Linked DNA regions of Mus musculus: region 1 is linked to region 2. Evidence: chromatin loops called from intact Hi-C (ENCODE). Cell type or tissue: heart. All regions are shown on one strand.

Evidence for each region. Peaks named below come from ENCODE experiments on the same cell type or tissue, not always from the same donor. Only the 100,000 strongest peaks of a DNase experiment are listed, where the experiment ranks them.
Region 1: a loop joins it to region 2, with 2.3 times the contacts of the local background. A loop is called at or near these places in 2 of 42 quality-filtered maps.

Annotation. Positions count from the first base shown.
Region 1 is chr4:82,395,416-82,403,415 of GRCm38, forward strand. All of the region lies in intron 2 of Nfib (nuclear factor I/B), which reads right to left. Among named protein-coding and RNA genes, the nearest start is that of Nfib, 110 kb to the right of the region's middle. In heart, no CTCF peak of the experiment used is centred here; DNase peaks (open chromatin) are centred at 1,556, 4,756 and 5,306; H3K27ac peaks cover 1,683 bases.
Region 2 is chr4:82,311,516-82,319,515 of GRCm38, forward strand. All of the region lies in intron 10 of Nfib (nuclear factor I/B), which reads right to left. Among named protein-coding and RNA genes, the nearest start is that of Nfib, 190 kb to the right of the region's middle. In heart, no CTCF peak of the experiment used is centred here; a DNase peak (open chromatin) is centred at 4,876; H3K27ac peaks cover 2,134 bases.

The DNA.
Region 1 (8,000 bases), 84 kb after region 2:
GGAAAGGAAAGGAAAGGAAAGGAAAGGAAAGGAAAGGAAAGGAAAGGAAAGGAATGACTGCCCCCATTCCACCCTAAGCATGATTCTTATACACCAAGGCCTTTCTTGCTACATATTGATATATAACGATAATAACATAATTAAGTTTTCAAAATCAAGCTCAAAAGACAGTCTTCTAGGACATCTTTTGATAGCTCCAACCATCAATTTCCACTTATTCTTTCTTCTCTTTACCAGGATACAAGCTTTCTCTCCAGTGTAACAAAGTCTTCTTTCTTGAATGCTGTTCCCCCCACACAAGGCTGTATGTCTTTGAGCTGGAAAAATTAGGAGCTTGATGGATTTTTATATAATGCTATGCAGCTGCATTTTCATGTCCTTATACTTCACTGAGTCATTTGACACTCTCACCATAACCAAGTTTTCTTTTTATGTCTGTCTGGATTAGTTTTTTTTGGTTTTTTTTTTTTTGTTGTTGTTGTTGTTTTGTTTTGTTTTTTTTTTTTTGGGGGGGGGGTCAACTTGACAAAAGACATGGCTTTGGGAAGAGGGAATCTCAACTGAGAAAATGTCCCAACCAGACTGGCCTGTAGGCAAACCCACAGTGCAGGGCGGTTTTTATTTATTTATTTATTTATTTATTTTTTGGTTGGTTGGTTTTTTGGTTTGTTTTTTTTTTCTTTATGATTGATTTGGGAGGGACCAGCCCATAGTGGGTAGTGCCACTCTTGGATTGGCAGTCCTGGGCATTATTAAGAAAGCAGGCTGAGCAAGCAACACTCCTCTATGGCATCTGGCCCAGCTCCTGCCTCTGGGTACCTGGCTTGGGTTCCTGACCTGAATTCTCTCAGTGATGGACGTTATTTGGAAGTAAGGGGACATAAACCCTTTCCTCTCCAAGTGGCTTTCACTCATAGTGTTTTATCACAACAACAGAAACCTAATAAGACAATGTCTCATTTGTCCACTATCACGCGAGTTTGTTATGTGTTTGTCAGTTACCTTTGAACAGCATGTGGAGATTTTATCCATTGAAAACTCATGTTTATTAGGAGCTGGAGACACAGCTCAGCAACTAAGAACATTTGCTACTTTTGCACAGGACCCAAGTTAGCATCTCAGCACCCACATCAGCTGATCCACAATCCCTTGTCAGCCCCAGGCAAGCTAGTTCTCTCTCTCTGACTCTGTCAGTGCCTGCACTCATTTGTGCACAGACCCTCACCAGCACCAGACACAAATGAACGCATAAGCACAAAGTAAAATAAGTATTTTTAAAGAAACACTATGTTCATTAAGCTATTTTAAATTTGATTCTGAGAATTATTTTAATCAGTCCCTGCATTGTATGGCAAAACTTATAAATTTAAGGAAAATATATTTATTGAAAAAAAAAAAGAAAATGGGAGTAGAGTCTCAGCAGACAGAAAATGGCCTTGGAGAACATTTGGCAACAGCATCTACTTCTTGCTTTTCTCATTCCCCTGTTTATGCAAGTGAGATAGTTACAGGGCAGTCAGTATTCCCTTGGCCCAGGGGCAAGGCTAACAGCTCAGTTAAAGGATGGGCGGTTCCCCTCTGCTATTTCACAAACAGGCTTGCATTGATTGACTTTTTCCTCTCTGTTTACCTGGATTAGTTTTTGGCTGAACATTCATTAGGGTTAAGGCACAACAAGAGGTGATGAGGTTGTCTCAAGGTCATTATTCCTCCCAGAAGGCTTCCAGGGACATATCTAAGTGCAATGTCGCTCTTTTGCTTAGGACAAAATGAAAAGTAGAAACTCACCCAAGAATTTTGAAACTACAATTAAATATTTTTTTAAAAAAACATGTGTGTATACTTTACCTAAGTTCACATTGTTTCCCGTTAGAAGTCAAAAAGCAGAGCCCCTGTGGACTTGGAACTTCTATATTTGGAAGAGGTTTCCTTTGCTGGGGACCAATATCATACCCAAGCCTCTATGGACACTAGATACTTGAACCAAGAGCATAAAGATCCGTTATCTTTAACCATAATAAAACAAACAATAGTGTTAAGATGCTGTAGTTAATTGTGTCTACTCCCCAGGGAGGTCAGCCACTAGAGTTGCTTCAAATCCAACGGGGAACTTAAAGGTAATTTTACTCCCCATTTTCCTAGTTCCACTAAAACATAAAAATCAGCCCAAAATTCATTATATTCATTCTGCAACTATAGAGTCTACAGTAAAACTGCAAGGAAAAAAAAAAGCATACAAACAAGCAGGCAACCCACTAGTTGGGTAAGCTTTTGGCTTGCAGTTTAAGCAGAGCATTGAGAATGAATCTTTGACTTCCTAATCTGCTCAAACTTGGTTATCAATCTCATAGGAGGTTTTAAAATTGAGAAATACAAATGTAAACTTTCAATTAGTCCTATATTACTGAAGAACACAACAGGTAGCTTGGATCTAGTCAATCAGAAAATGTGCAAAACCCTTTCTCCAGATTAAGGGCCAGCTAGACAACCACACAGAGCTCTCTTGTAGGAGGGGATGAAGACAGCAACAAGGCCTTTGGGGCTTTGCAAGCACCTTCTCCAGCATCATCTGCAATTCTAAGAGGATGCTGGGCCTTGCTCCTTTCCTGTCTGGCTTGAGACCCTGCAGTGACATGAGACCTCACCTGCATTCTTCCTTGTCCTGGCCCTAGAAACGTTGTGACCTCAGGGACATCAAGGACACTTTCTGCCTCACTTCTCTACTTCAAAGGAGCTATAGAAAAACTTTCGAAATGTATATTTATCCCATTCTAGTGGGGTATTAGAACAATGACTTGATAGGACCTCTCCGAGGCAAAGTTGTCATAAAAATAAATGCATTGTTGTTATTACTCTAATTGAGTTATTTATGAATGATCATCTTGATGGAGCCCAGCCCTCAGATATAGAGTGGAAAATTCTACTGAGTCCTCTAGGGGACAATTGCCTCGTGGCAATTAAACCCATAACCACATTTCCTTATTACTGTTACAAAAGACAATAGTTCAAGGAGAGGCAAAATAGGGAATTTAAGAAAATTAGGCTGTCTTCAATGAAAGATGCTGAGCTTGCAAATGCGGGACTCAAGGCTATAGGTGAACTCTGAAGAACATGTGTTCTAAGTTAGCAGTGTTTGTTAGTTACATCAGAAAGGCAGGTGTCCCTGAGGCTGCAACTTTTTAGCAGAGTTTAGATGTCAAGAAAAGAAATTGTAAAACTGCAAGGGTGACCTGGGCCCAACTCTGCAAAGGCTACTGCAATGCAAGACAAAGAGGTGGCTTATGCTAAGTTACTCTCACTGCAAGTCCAAAACACATACTAGAACCTTAGGCTTGCGCTTAGGAGAAAGATCACGTGTCCAATTTTACATGAAATGCCAGGAAGAAAAAAAAAAATCTCAGGACCATGCTGAACTTTCTCTGAGTCTTTGGGCAGGACACAGCCCTCCCCTCTGTCAGTCAGCAAACACCATAAGAATCAGTAGGTAGCTCTCTTTGCCTTATAAAGTATTAGAGGCGCTGGCAGAGCTCAGTGGTAGAGCACTCTCCTAGCATGCAGTAAGCCCCAAATTCAATCTCTAGTACAGAAAGGAAGAAAGAAAGAAAGAAAGAAAGAAAGAGAGAGAGAGAGAGAGAGAGAGAGAGAGAGAGAGAGAGAGAGAAAGAGAGAGAGAGAGGAAGGAAGGAAGAAAGGAAGAAAGGAAGGAAGGAAGGAAGAAACAATGAAAGAGACATAAAATTTCCCATCTAAAATGGACATCAGAATATAGACAATGGTTGTGGTGGTTCCCATGTGTCATAGAAAACACTTCATAAAAACATAGACCTTAAAGCAGAAAATTACTTAAAGGTAATATCTCATTATTAATGTTCTAGACCTTCAATCTTCTAAAAAGTGTTATCTACTAGTGGCCGTGTCCTTTGATGAAAGATGAGCATGAAGTAATTCGAAGAGATGAACTAGAGAGGACAGGTCTATATGTGACCATATGCTGCCCAGGAACAAGAAATCTTGCTTGTCCCATTCTGTAACCATGGCCTGTTCAGTGCATGCATTTGGTGAGTGGTGAGTGTCATTCAAAACACTTATTCACACTGATCTTGAACCTCAGTCCCAGCGACTGTGTTTCCTACAGCCATGCCAGGGCCAAGGAAGTGGTACTTCCATCCTGCAAGCTCCTGCTAATTCACTCGCTGTCCCCAGGCCATGGACAGGCTGCTAACTCTTATTCACAGACACCAAACAGGAAAGCAAAGACAGGTTTGCAACTATCAAGTTCTTTGAAGAAAAAAAAAAAAGTAAGCCTTTAGCCAAAACCTATCTCCACATTCTTCTCTTCCTGCCATGCAATGCATCAGGCTTTGGCCAAAGATCACAAGTGAACTGAGAATCCTAAAAAGCAGCAGCACTCAGATCCACACTGAACCCTCCTGAACTCGATCGCACTTCACAGAGCTGTGAACAGAACTGTACTAGAAGCACCATCCGGACTGGCTCAGGGATGCTTCAGGTTCAGATCCAAGAGATCCGAGGTGACCCTAAGTTCCACTCAGTGCTACAGTTTTCTCCAACTTGAGCACAGAAGGATTAAAAAGAAAACACAAATATTGGCAAAGGTGATTTGAGGTTACTTGACCTTTCTGAAGGAAGGAAGGTTTTTGGCAACCATAACCTGGCAGCTGTCTGGAAGGCAAGGCCAGGACACAAAGAGGAAGACAGGAAGCAGGGAGCTGGCCATGTGTCCTTGGCAGGCAGCAGTGCAGCAGGGTGAACCACCTCATCCCTGCCAAACCAGAAACAGCGGGGAAAGCCCAGCTAATTGGCAAGTCGCAGACGGCTACAGTGTCCATCCTCTGCTGTAAATGACTGATGAAGCTAAAAGGAATGCCAGACCCTAATCTACTTAACTAGGATCCTCCTGGACTCTCTCAGAAACGTAATTTGCTCCTGTGAGTCGTATTTCCCAGGGAAGTGGTAAGGCATAAGGCACATCTTAAGATGACAAGGGCTAAAGAGAGTTTAAAGAAAAAAATGTTGTGGAGTCTGGTTATGCCCACAAACATTTGCTTCTGAAGGCTGTGTGTGTGTGTGTGTGTGTGTGTGTGTGTGTGTGTGATCTTTAACTAGCAAGCCTTCCACTGGTTTATTTTTTTAACTCAAAGAAAATTACGTAGTCAAAGTTGCATACTGAACAAAGACGGGAGTCCATTTGCAGGACCCAGACATCTACAAACAAAGACAAACCCCTGTAAGACACTCCAGGAAGCTGCAGGGCCACACCCACTTACTGCCGGCTACTGTTTGTACTTAGGCATTAGCTGGCTCAACTGTGGGATGATGTAGCTTCATCCCAAGGCTTCTGAGCCTTTGCCTGCTAAGGTTGGGACTCACACGGAGAGGAAGGGCAGAGGAGGCTGTGCCAGTAAACTGAGCCTCACTGGCTGCTACTAACAGGGTGAATCAGGGACCTGAGGGCAGGGTTTACTCCCCGGGGTGCACTCAGTGGTTGGGCACATTTTGTTTCATTTTTTTATGAAACTGTTCATGTCTTCTCCAAAATTCACACCTAAATTTCAGAGTAGCTTCTGCTTCTTTAAACACAACAGCAAATAATAAAATTAAATTGAAAAGATATTGCAAACACCTCTCTCTCTCTCTCTCTCTCTCTCTCTCTCTCTCTCTCTCTCAAACTGGAAAAAGAAACATCCCACAGAACTTTCATCCTTGAAGAATTTTCTCCCTCAAAAAAAAAAAGTTAATATAAAAAAATAAATGAGGACCTAGTATGCTTGACGCTGTTCTGAAGTAACACTGAGAAGCAAAATAAAAAGGGAATATTCAAACACTACCTGAGCTCCACCTCATAAGGAAGGATCAAAATTAATCTTCCACCCGGCATCAGAGCCCAGGGATGCCTGACCACCACCACCGCTTGTCCCATCAGCCACAGGGTGTCCTAACTGACTTCAGACTCCATATATCTGGAACCATCAAAGGTCCATCCTTTTGTCTTTGGGGACCAGTTCCATTGTCTATGTAAGAGAAGTTTTGTGGTGCCTCTCTCTAAAGTGGATGGCTCTTTCTCTACTGTGGGACCCTTTGGTACTATCACTGCCTAAGAAAATCCTTCCATGAGGCCCACCTCCTGGTTCCTTCCTGCCTGTAACCCCAGGGCAAACTCAACCAGCTCCACTTTGCTAAATTCTACTACTCATTGTCTGCGATTCCCAATCCTCTATAGCTAACCCTGCTCTCATTTGAATGACAAAGTCCTTATTGTCCTTATTCCAGCAGGACCTTTTGCCCACTCTCTCCCATTTCAGCGAACCAGATGAACCAGAAAGACTTGCTGGAAACCCCTCACCTCAAAGCCCTACTTCCAGGTGTTGGCCCAGCTCTTACCTTCTAAGGCTCCTCCCCCTTGTTTTGCTAATTGCAGGTCTCCATGCTCTGTACCCATATGGCTTTCATTACTGAAATGTCCTTACTCTGACGTCAGACAAACTCCAATTTCATCTTTAAAGTGCTTGATTCCCTTCATCTGGTATATTCTTCCTGGCCCTCTTTTTGCATCCACCTAATGAGACCACCCTGCAGGGTCCACATCACTTCCCTCCCATTCTAATATAAGGCTTTAACACTGTGTTAGGGCTGGTTGTACATGTGCCGTTTCCCTCCATAGTTGTCACTGACCATATCCTAACATATCTTTTACAGTCTGGGGCATCTGTTTACATTGCAGAAAGGGCGTTATCTTAAATATCCTATCCATGGAGAAATGGGATGAAAAGCATCCATTCCCTTAGGAAAGACAAAACAATTTAAAAGAAAGATAATAATGAGCTACCTACCAGCTTACACAAACAATTAACACCCAGTAGTGAGATGCTGGGGCTGGAGAACTGCTTAGAGCTACACCGACTGGGTAGCATGCATGAAGCCATGGGTTCAGTCCTCAGCAACAGACAGAAATACATCTAATGCATTTGGCCATTTGTTTATTTTTAGAGAATTGAAAACCAACAATGTTCCTTCCATATATCATTCCTTTCCATAGTTATTAAAGCTAGTCACTTGGGAAAAATAAATGGTTTGGCTTAAAGCTTGTAAGTAAGGCTGGGTGTGGTAGCATACACCTTTAGCCCTAGCACTCCAGAAGCAGAGCAGATAGATTCCTGTATGAGGCCAGCCTGGTCTACATAGTTTGTTGGGCCAGTTACATAGTAAGACCCTGTCTCTGAAAAACAAATTATAAGGTTAAAAATAAGTAGACTTCATATATTTTAAAAATAAATTGACATTATCCCCAAAGAGATCCAAAGCACATCAGAACTTCCCATCTGTTCACTGTTTTCAGCTACTAACACATCGTTGGGACCACAAGCAACAGACCACAAGTGCTGGTTTCCGTCTGCAAAGCATCACGGGTAAAGGTGACGAATCAACGAGACGGCCAATGAGAGAGCTGCACGGAAGCTGTACTAGTGAGACAGGATGTGCGAAGAGTAGCTTAACACTCACTGCCCTCTACCATCTTCAGTGGGGAAGAATCTATGGGCTAGTTGGGAGGTTAGAGAATCAAATTAGTAATTATCTCAAGTTAAAACACGATCATGTGGTCTAGGACCTGGAGAAAGACTAAATGAAAGACTCTTAAAAAGTCCTAAGAGAAAACACCATAAAAACTGGTTTCCTATTACTACACCCACCATTAAGAAAAAGAAAAACAAAAAAAAAAAAAAACGCTACCTTAAAAAACAATCATAACCAGGGGTGGGGAAGTGGCCAAGGGCACTGGCTGCTCTTGCAGAGGACTCAGGTTTGCTTCCCCATGGTGGCTCACAACCGTGCACAACCCCAGAACCAGGGGATCCAATGGTCTTCTGACCTCCACAGGTATTACGCATGCCTGTGGCTCATACACATAATTACACACACACACACACACACACACACACACACACACACACACACACACACGCATGCGCACACGCACTCGC
Region 2 (8,000 bases):
GACTCCCTGTCAGACTACAGTTTCTGCACAGCCTAAGATAGAGCCCGAGGTTTCAGGACGATAGTTCTTGTTCTGAAAATGCAATCTACAATTCTGAAGGGGCCTTTAAACTACTTTGCTATTTAAAGTAAAAATAGTTTTATAAAGAACTGGAAAAAGTCTGCTCAGGCAGACAGAGGAAGATGTACAGAGAGCCGGGTGGGTGGGGTCTGCTCAGCTCAATGCTATAAAGAAGTCACAACAGAAAAGAAATACAATGAAAAGTAGGTATTCCAGAAGCAGGCCATAATTTGTACAAAGGGGAAAATAGATACTTAGTCATTTTTAAAGAGATGACATGTTTCTGCTGTTTCAAAGGAGGAAAGTTGTTTAGTCTATAGTGTATGGGAAGCAACTTTGTGAGACTTGCTTTTGAGGGGACACTTCTTGGGGGAGTGGACACACAGAATCTCGCTATGTAGCTCAGACTGGCCTTGAACATGTCCCCAACCTTCCGAGGATGAGGATTACAGGCCTATCCAGTAGTGCAGGGTTTGGGTTGTTTCATGACTCATTGGTTTTTTAACTTCTCTGAGTGGACCTCCTCAAGAGGAATTCAATGTGCTGGGCCATGCTGTTTATCTTCAGAAATAAGTGGGGCACATTTCAAAATAGAAACCTTGAAAGAGAAGAGCATGGCCCCTATGAGTTCAAGCCAGGAGACCCTTGCTGATCCACTCACCAGTGAATGCCCGTGTGGGGTAGGTTAGCATTTCAAGAAATAGGATGTATGTTTAGGCAAACACCACATCCAATGCTGCTAATGACTGCCAACAGGCTAGTGTCTAGGGAACTCTGCTTTCTCTGAAAGTTGACAATTCCACACAAAACCTGAAGATTCTAAGTGCCACTCACAGGCTATCTGAGAAAAGGCTGAGAGACTACCATCTTTCCGGAAGGACACTTATGTAAATCGGCTAGTTACATGCAGATTGCTTTTTTCTATAACCACTTCTAAAAATTTCAAGTGGGCAATCTCTAGCCTCATCCTGAACATTTAAAATCAACATTTTCATTTATTTATTTAGTTAGTTTTGCCTTTCTTTCCTACATATTCTTTCAAAGATGCTAAACCAAACTCGTCATTTCCATTTATCATTTATGTATATATGCATGCACACACTTAAATGTTTTAAAGCTATATTTCCTCTAAAACAGGAAAAATGTTTACATATATACAAAATGACCAAAGATTATATTTAAAAATAATTTAATGCCAAAGAAGTTGGCAAGATACTAATTAATATCGAATAAACTTTCATTCATTAATAAATTACAAAATAGAATTTGGATGTCTTTGTCTATATTATGGACCAGCAGTGTGTACACTTCTGAGGTGTCTGAGGAGACAAATATTTGTGCCAGCTTATATATTATCACCCTTTTGAACCAAGTTATTACTTAAGCAATAACATTTCTTTCTCACTCCTTTTAAAATTATTATCTTTTCTATTAACAATCTTTCAACTAATAAACTACCCAATAAAGCAAAAAATCTAAGGAGTGTAGGAAAGGGAAACAGTTAAATAACTAAAATAAAAATCACCTATTATTCACCAAAGATTTCTCTGACAGGCATGTCTAAAAAATCAGGTTCGTAAGCATCTTGCTTAACCAAGACACTTGCACCAAGCAAATTCAGGACAAATTTTTAATACTGAAAGACTCAAACTAAATGTATTTAAGCTTCTTTAGGACAACATGTGAAATATTTTATTATGATGATTAAAGATGCAAACCCTAATTTTCTCCTTAAGCTTTAAAGAGATTTTAAATAATAAGCAATAACTGTTTTGAAATTTAGAGTAGTGACAGTCTAGCTCAGTGGTTTTCAACATGTAGGTCGCAATCTCTTTGGGCATCAAAATATCCTGCATATCATATATTTATGCTATATTCATAACAGTAGCAGAATTTCAGTTGGAGTAGCAATGAAGTAGTTTTATGGTTGTGGATTCCCATACATGAATACTGTATTAAAACATTAGGAAAGCTGGGATCCACTGGCCTAGTCATTCTTCTGAGAAAGGCTCAGTGCTAGAAAATTCAACTGTCAATTATTTCTAATCAAACTTTAAAATTGAATTACAACTGGTACAGAAACATATATCTTCCATCTCAATTACATTTTCATAAGTTCAAAACATCTATAAGTGTGAGTTTTCTAAGTATTTCACTTTACAATATAAGAGGTGATCTCCTATCCCATAGCAGTTAAGCCTAAAAGACCATGAGCAACAGAGCTTAGAACCTCAGTCTGTTAGTACCATGTGACTGTGTAGGGGAGGGGCTGGTTCCAATTCTTCTTACACTGGAAAAGTCAGACTTAATAATACGCACATCTGTACAGAATACATAGCCACATGCTGTTTTACTTATTTAATTTATATGTACCTACCAAAACAAAAGAAGACTGTCTATAAAGCCAAGATGTTAAATCCATTGTCCCCAGTATTCCAAAAAAGAAACAAGAAATGAAAGAAACAGAACCACCCCCATAAAATGATGGGTACAGAGATAGGGGTCAAAAAAAAAGTAAGAAAGGAGTAAGGATGAAGACATCCCTACATATGTTCTCAGACAGGAGTTCCTCCTTCTGAAGGGAAACTTTGTGCCTGCCACAATTCGGATGTGATTGTGTCAAAAAAAAAAAAAAAAAAAAAAAAAGATAGGAAGGAAACCATCTGGTTTCTTTCAAATATCTGCACAAGGAGGCTGGGATGTAGCTGTCAAGAGAGTACTTGCTCAGGATACACAAAGCCCTAGGTTTGGCCCCTCGTCCTCAGCACCATATAAAACCAAGGATGGTGGTGCCTGCTTTTACTTCTAGCACTTGAGAGGAGGAAGCAGGAGAACCAGAAGTTCTAGGTCATCTGTTATCACACAGTGAGTCCAGAGCCAGGTGAGGATTTTAATTGATTAAAATGAGAAATGTGCCTAAGCAGAAACTCCTAAGTGGAAATACCTAGGTACTATACTCTCAGTATGCTAAGTTGCGCATAGCCACAGAGAATCAACATGGCCTTAAATTCAAGTCTGTATACTCAGGTGAAAGCCCTTTATTATTATTTGTAGGGACTTTGGTTATTAAACACATAGCAACTTGGGGGAACAAAAAAAGTAAGAAAAATGATCAGGGCAACAGGTTGGGGGAGGGGAGCAATGGAAGAGTACAAAAAGGACCGCCATTTGAGTGTCCGTGTCCACTCATGGACTGGATGGGCAACATTTTCCTCTGTTACTATTAACTACTTGCTATGGAGCAACTGGAAGGAACTGTGGATGGATGCTGTGGACCTTTAATGAACAAGAAAAATGACTGCAAGGAAACTGTGAAGAAGAAAAATCAAGACCACCCTGGTACCTGCAAGTCACAGTGTCAATATCTGAAGCCAAGGTTCTTGATACTTCACAGAATAAAGTTAAATGGGTATAAATAGTCCACGAAAATCACTGACTGTAAGTCATATGTTCAAGAGTTGGAAAATAAAGGATTCTTTCTTTCAATGGAAACTACTCAGGCCTGTAAGATTTAAGGTATCTAGCAATGCTAGAGGGATGTGTTCCTTTTCCTTCTGAAGGCTTGTTCAAAGTCAGAGGGCAACAGCCAAAGTCCTGACTTTAAACCTGGGTTCTTACCACACCCTACCTGGCCTGCTGCTGTCCCACCCCACCATGCCTGTCATGTCCCACCCTATCATGTCTGTAATGTCCCCTCCCCACCATGTCTGTCACTGTCCCACCCCACCATGCCTGTCATGTCTCCACCCCACCATGCCTGTCACTGTCCCACCCCAACATGCCTGTCATGTCCCCACCCCACCATGTTTGTCACTGCCCCACCCCACCATGTCTGTCACTGTCCCACCCCACCATGTCTGTCACTGTCCCACCCCAACATGCCTGTTATGTCCCCACCCCACCATGCTGTCACTCTCTCTTGCCTATCCTGAGCTTCATGTGCAGCTCAAATTGTTTGTAAATATCATCTTTAGAATTTTCCCACTAAGAGCCTTTTTTTCCAGTGTTTTTGCTGATTGAAATTTAAGGCTGCATTAAACATAATTTTATTTTGTCATTAATTAAAATGGTATATATAGAGTCTTGTCTTTGGTGACTAGGAAAAGTCAGTAAAGGAATGAATAATAAAAGACAGCCAGTTGAAGGAAGATTTTTTTTTTTCAATTTCTAAACTAGCCCTAAAGCTAAACATTTGCATAGCCATTAGACTGACTAAAACTTCCTTTAACTCTGTTCCCTTTTCATCAGGCATATGTGAAAAGTGACCTCTTACCATTTACATACCTACCCAGAAGTCATGTGATAGGCTTTTGCGTCATGCTGTCAATTATGATAACAGCCACAATAAGAATGGCCTGAGTGTTGATAGCCTGCTTCCGGGCTCTACAGAGAAGCCTGTTGATAGTCCACTTGTGTCCTTTTCCAATTGCTTGCTTCTAATGACTGACTTTTCAATGCTGGTTTTTTAATGTTCCAAGCTTTGGCTTTGTCATTTGCCAGGACAAATATTATAAGAGGATTTCACTTCATGTTTTAGTTAAAAAAAAAAAAGAAAGAAAGAAAGAAAGAAATCCTACAGAGGCAATTTCTTTAAAAGCTATTTTGTGTAACAGAAATCTTTAGTGTAATGAAAAGTACTTCCAAATTCTGCCCAGAAAAGTGTTGAAACCATTTCAGCTTCAGCGTAACTAGTCGATAACTGAACTTGCAATAACAGCGTTACATGGTCACACAGGAGATGTAATGTTGAAGCTCAAGCACCAATAAAACCCACAGTGACTAGGCACTCGGCCAGTACCTCTAGTCACAGATAGCACAGGCAGCCAGGACATCCTATTGAGACTGAGACCAAGCCCTATGTTTTTACAGTTAGGAGCTTCCTTGACTTAATTGTCTTATTTAAGGAAGGCAAAGGCAGCTCCCTATTTCGTCTGCCTATGATCTCCAGTGAGGTATTCAATGGCTGGTTAGACTGGTGTGGCCTCGTATAACTGTGTGGTGGGGTCTCTTATGGCTCACAGGAAGTGTTTTAGCTACAAGCTTTTAATTTCAATCTACAACAAATCTTGTCAAACTGTCATGGTGTCATTGGTGTGTATTACTAAGGTTTCTGCTGTGAAAGCAGCCTTCTACTGAACTGTAATTGATGATGAATAAGCTAGATTATTTTAAATTAATAAAGTTCCTATTATAGTAAGCAAATTATGAAGCTTAGCATATAAGGACCTGGTATTAATTTAACTGAATTTTCTCATAATATCCATTTATATTAACATTGTTAACCTGAATTATAAAATAATGTCTATACCTTCTAAGCCAACTCTAACATTCTGCTAGAGGGTTCCCATTTCCTCACGAAGATAAAATTTGGGATACAGAGTTCAGTCACTGTTGACAGGAAGGAGTGTGCACAGAGTGCTTGCGAGGCAGGAAGCAGGACTTCTACACAGGGAAGTCAGAGAAGGTGTGTTCAACATTCTGAAAGTGTTCCGAACCAAGACAAAGTGTTTGGCAGCAGAGAGCAGAGCCCAGTTTGCTAAAGCAGGACCTCAGAGTTCTTCAAGCCACCACACCATCTTCCAACACAAAAGTTATAGCAGAAAGAAGCTCTAGGTGAAACAGTTCTGGTTTGGAGATTTCTCCTACATCACTGGCAAATACAGTAAGCCAGTTAATGATCCCAAAGACAGGCCAGCGCCAGGCCTCAATGCCCAAGGCAGTGACATCCCATCAAGGCACGTCCTGATCAGTTATATGAGCTGAGGCTTACTCTCCACAGGGAGGGTTATTGTTAGTGCTAAGCTAGCAACTTCTTTACACAAACCTTCCTGAAACACTTTACGTAATTAAGTGACTTTATTTTTTTATATTCAAGTGAGATATTGTATTTAGATGATAGGTGAAATTCCAACATCAGAAGGGGAAAAAAATCACAAAAACTAATATTTCAAGGCAGTTAGGAACTGGCATTAACCAGAAGTAATCATTATTAAAAGGAGGTTGCAGATATGCAATGACTAATAACTGTGTAACAAGCACCTAAGCATAAAAGCACGGGTTTCATTTGCCAACATGGATGTACTTTAGCATTTTATGTTTCCATTGAAATGTCAGTGTGAGCGTGTAAGAGAAACAGCTACGGTGAAAGCCCTTCTGTAACGTCATTTTGTGGGAAGGTTGTCTGAAGACAGTCAAAACTATTCAATAATCTTACATTTATTAACTTTAATTTATGAAAGCTATATTAAAGTTCTTTTCTAAGGGAAAATAGCATGGAACAATGCACATCAATACTTTTCATAAGCTGAAAGGATACATCTTTATTAAGCAATCCGCGGGAACTGAAGAATGTACCTGGTGACAATATTTATTTTTAAAGGGCCATGTATATAAAAGGTTATGGGGAATGTTTAAAAGAGCTCCCTCGGCCTAAAGCCACTGCCTTTCTAATTTTGAATTTCTCCTAGCTAATATAAAATGATTGATCACTTTTATTTCATATACCCCTTCATTTTCCTTTGCATTCATCACTGAGAGCTTTAAACCAAATGCATTTAGGAGCTGCCCTTAGAAGAGTGCTCTCTTCTAAATCTTCGTAAAGTAATGAGAGGACACAGTAAATCAATCTCATTTCTGCTGGAGGAAGAATAACCTTTACTGAAGTCATTTAAACTATTTCGCTCTCTCCATTCCTGTACAGTGAGTATACAGCTTCATTGCTGCAGTTCTTAATTTGAAAGGATAACGATAGTAGATTTTAACTGGTGCTTAAATTGGGTGGTGTGCTTACATCATGTGAAATACATTTATGTTGTTTTCTTCATGCCTCAAAAATCATAGCTCACTATGTATTTGGTTTCTTAAATCAAAATTCCATTACATACGAGATAGATAAGTTATCTATCTGTTCAGTATTTACAAATTGTAACTGTGGGATATATAGCTTTTCACTTCCAAGGATTAATATACACCATATATTCATAAATAGCAAACACATTAGAACTCAGATAATATATGCACATTGTAAGTGGTGTTTATTCAGCACTGATCACTTAAATAACAAGTGCCAGTCTTTATAGGCATGTCTGTCCTATGCATTCCTCAGATTAAAAGAGTCCCAGATTTCTGCCTATATTAAGGTCTATGTTCTCATTGTCCTAAGCTTTCTTGATGCATCTTTAGATAATGCTGAGAGGATTTTGGCACAAATATACTTTTGTAGTTGTCATTGCAGGGGACCCTGACATTAATTTTAATTGATACAAACTAAAGCTGCCCTGGTCTAGAACAAGGAAAGAGGACAATTGCTTCTGAATGCATGGGATTGGTTATAATATCCTAAATGTGTTTGGGGCTAAAGGTTAAATAACGAAGGCATGTTTTTTCAATTAAAAATTAACTGGAAATTATAGATGTGTCATAAAGAATACAAAGTCCCATGACAAAAATATTTCTGAAAAAAATTTATAATGATTTTTAAAAAAAAGAACATGTTTCCAAAACCTATAAATCCTGCATATGTTTAAAAAGCACAATGATCACATACATTTGTTAAATAGACCTATCGTAATTATAACTCATTCATATTATAGCACTTTTAGAGGTCAAAAAAAAAGCAACATTCCAGAGAATTCTGTTGAAAAGCCATTGGCTGGCAAAGCCACTAATTATTATTTGGTATTTCCATAACTATATACAGATGTCTTCAGTCAGTTCTCGTGTGTTCTGTTTTGTTATTTTAACCTTGCAAAATGTCAAGTATCTTGAATGAGCTATCAGCTATACGGTTTTCTCTGAACTCCGCATGTGGTGACCTTTACCATACCCAGCTGATCACCTGGGCCTGTGAAAGGGAATGCCCGGAGAACAGTAAGCAAACTCCAGACAGGCCATCCTAGAGCGGAGTATGTGGGCACATGGAACTGCACATGCTTGATACA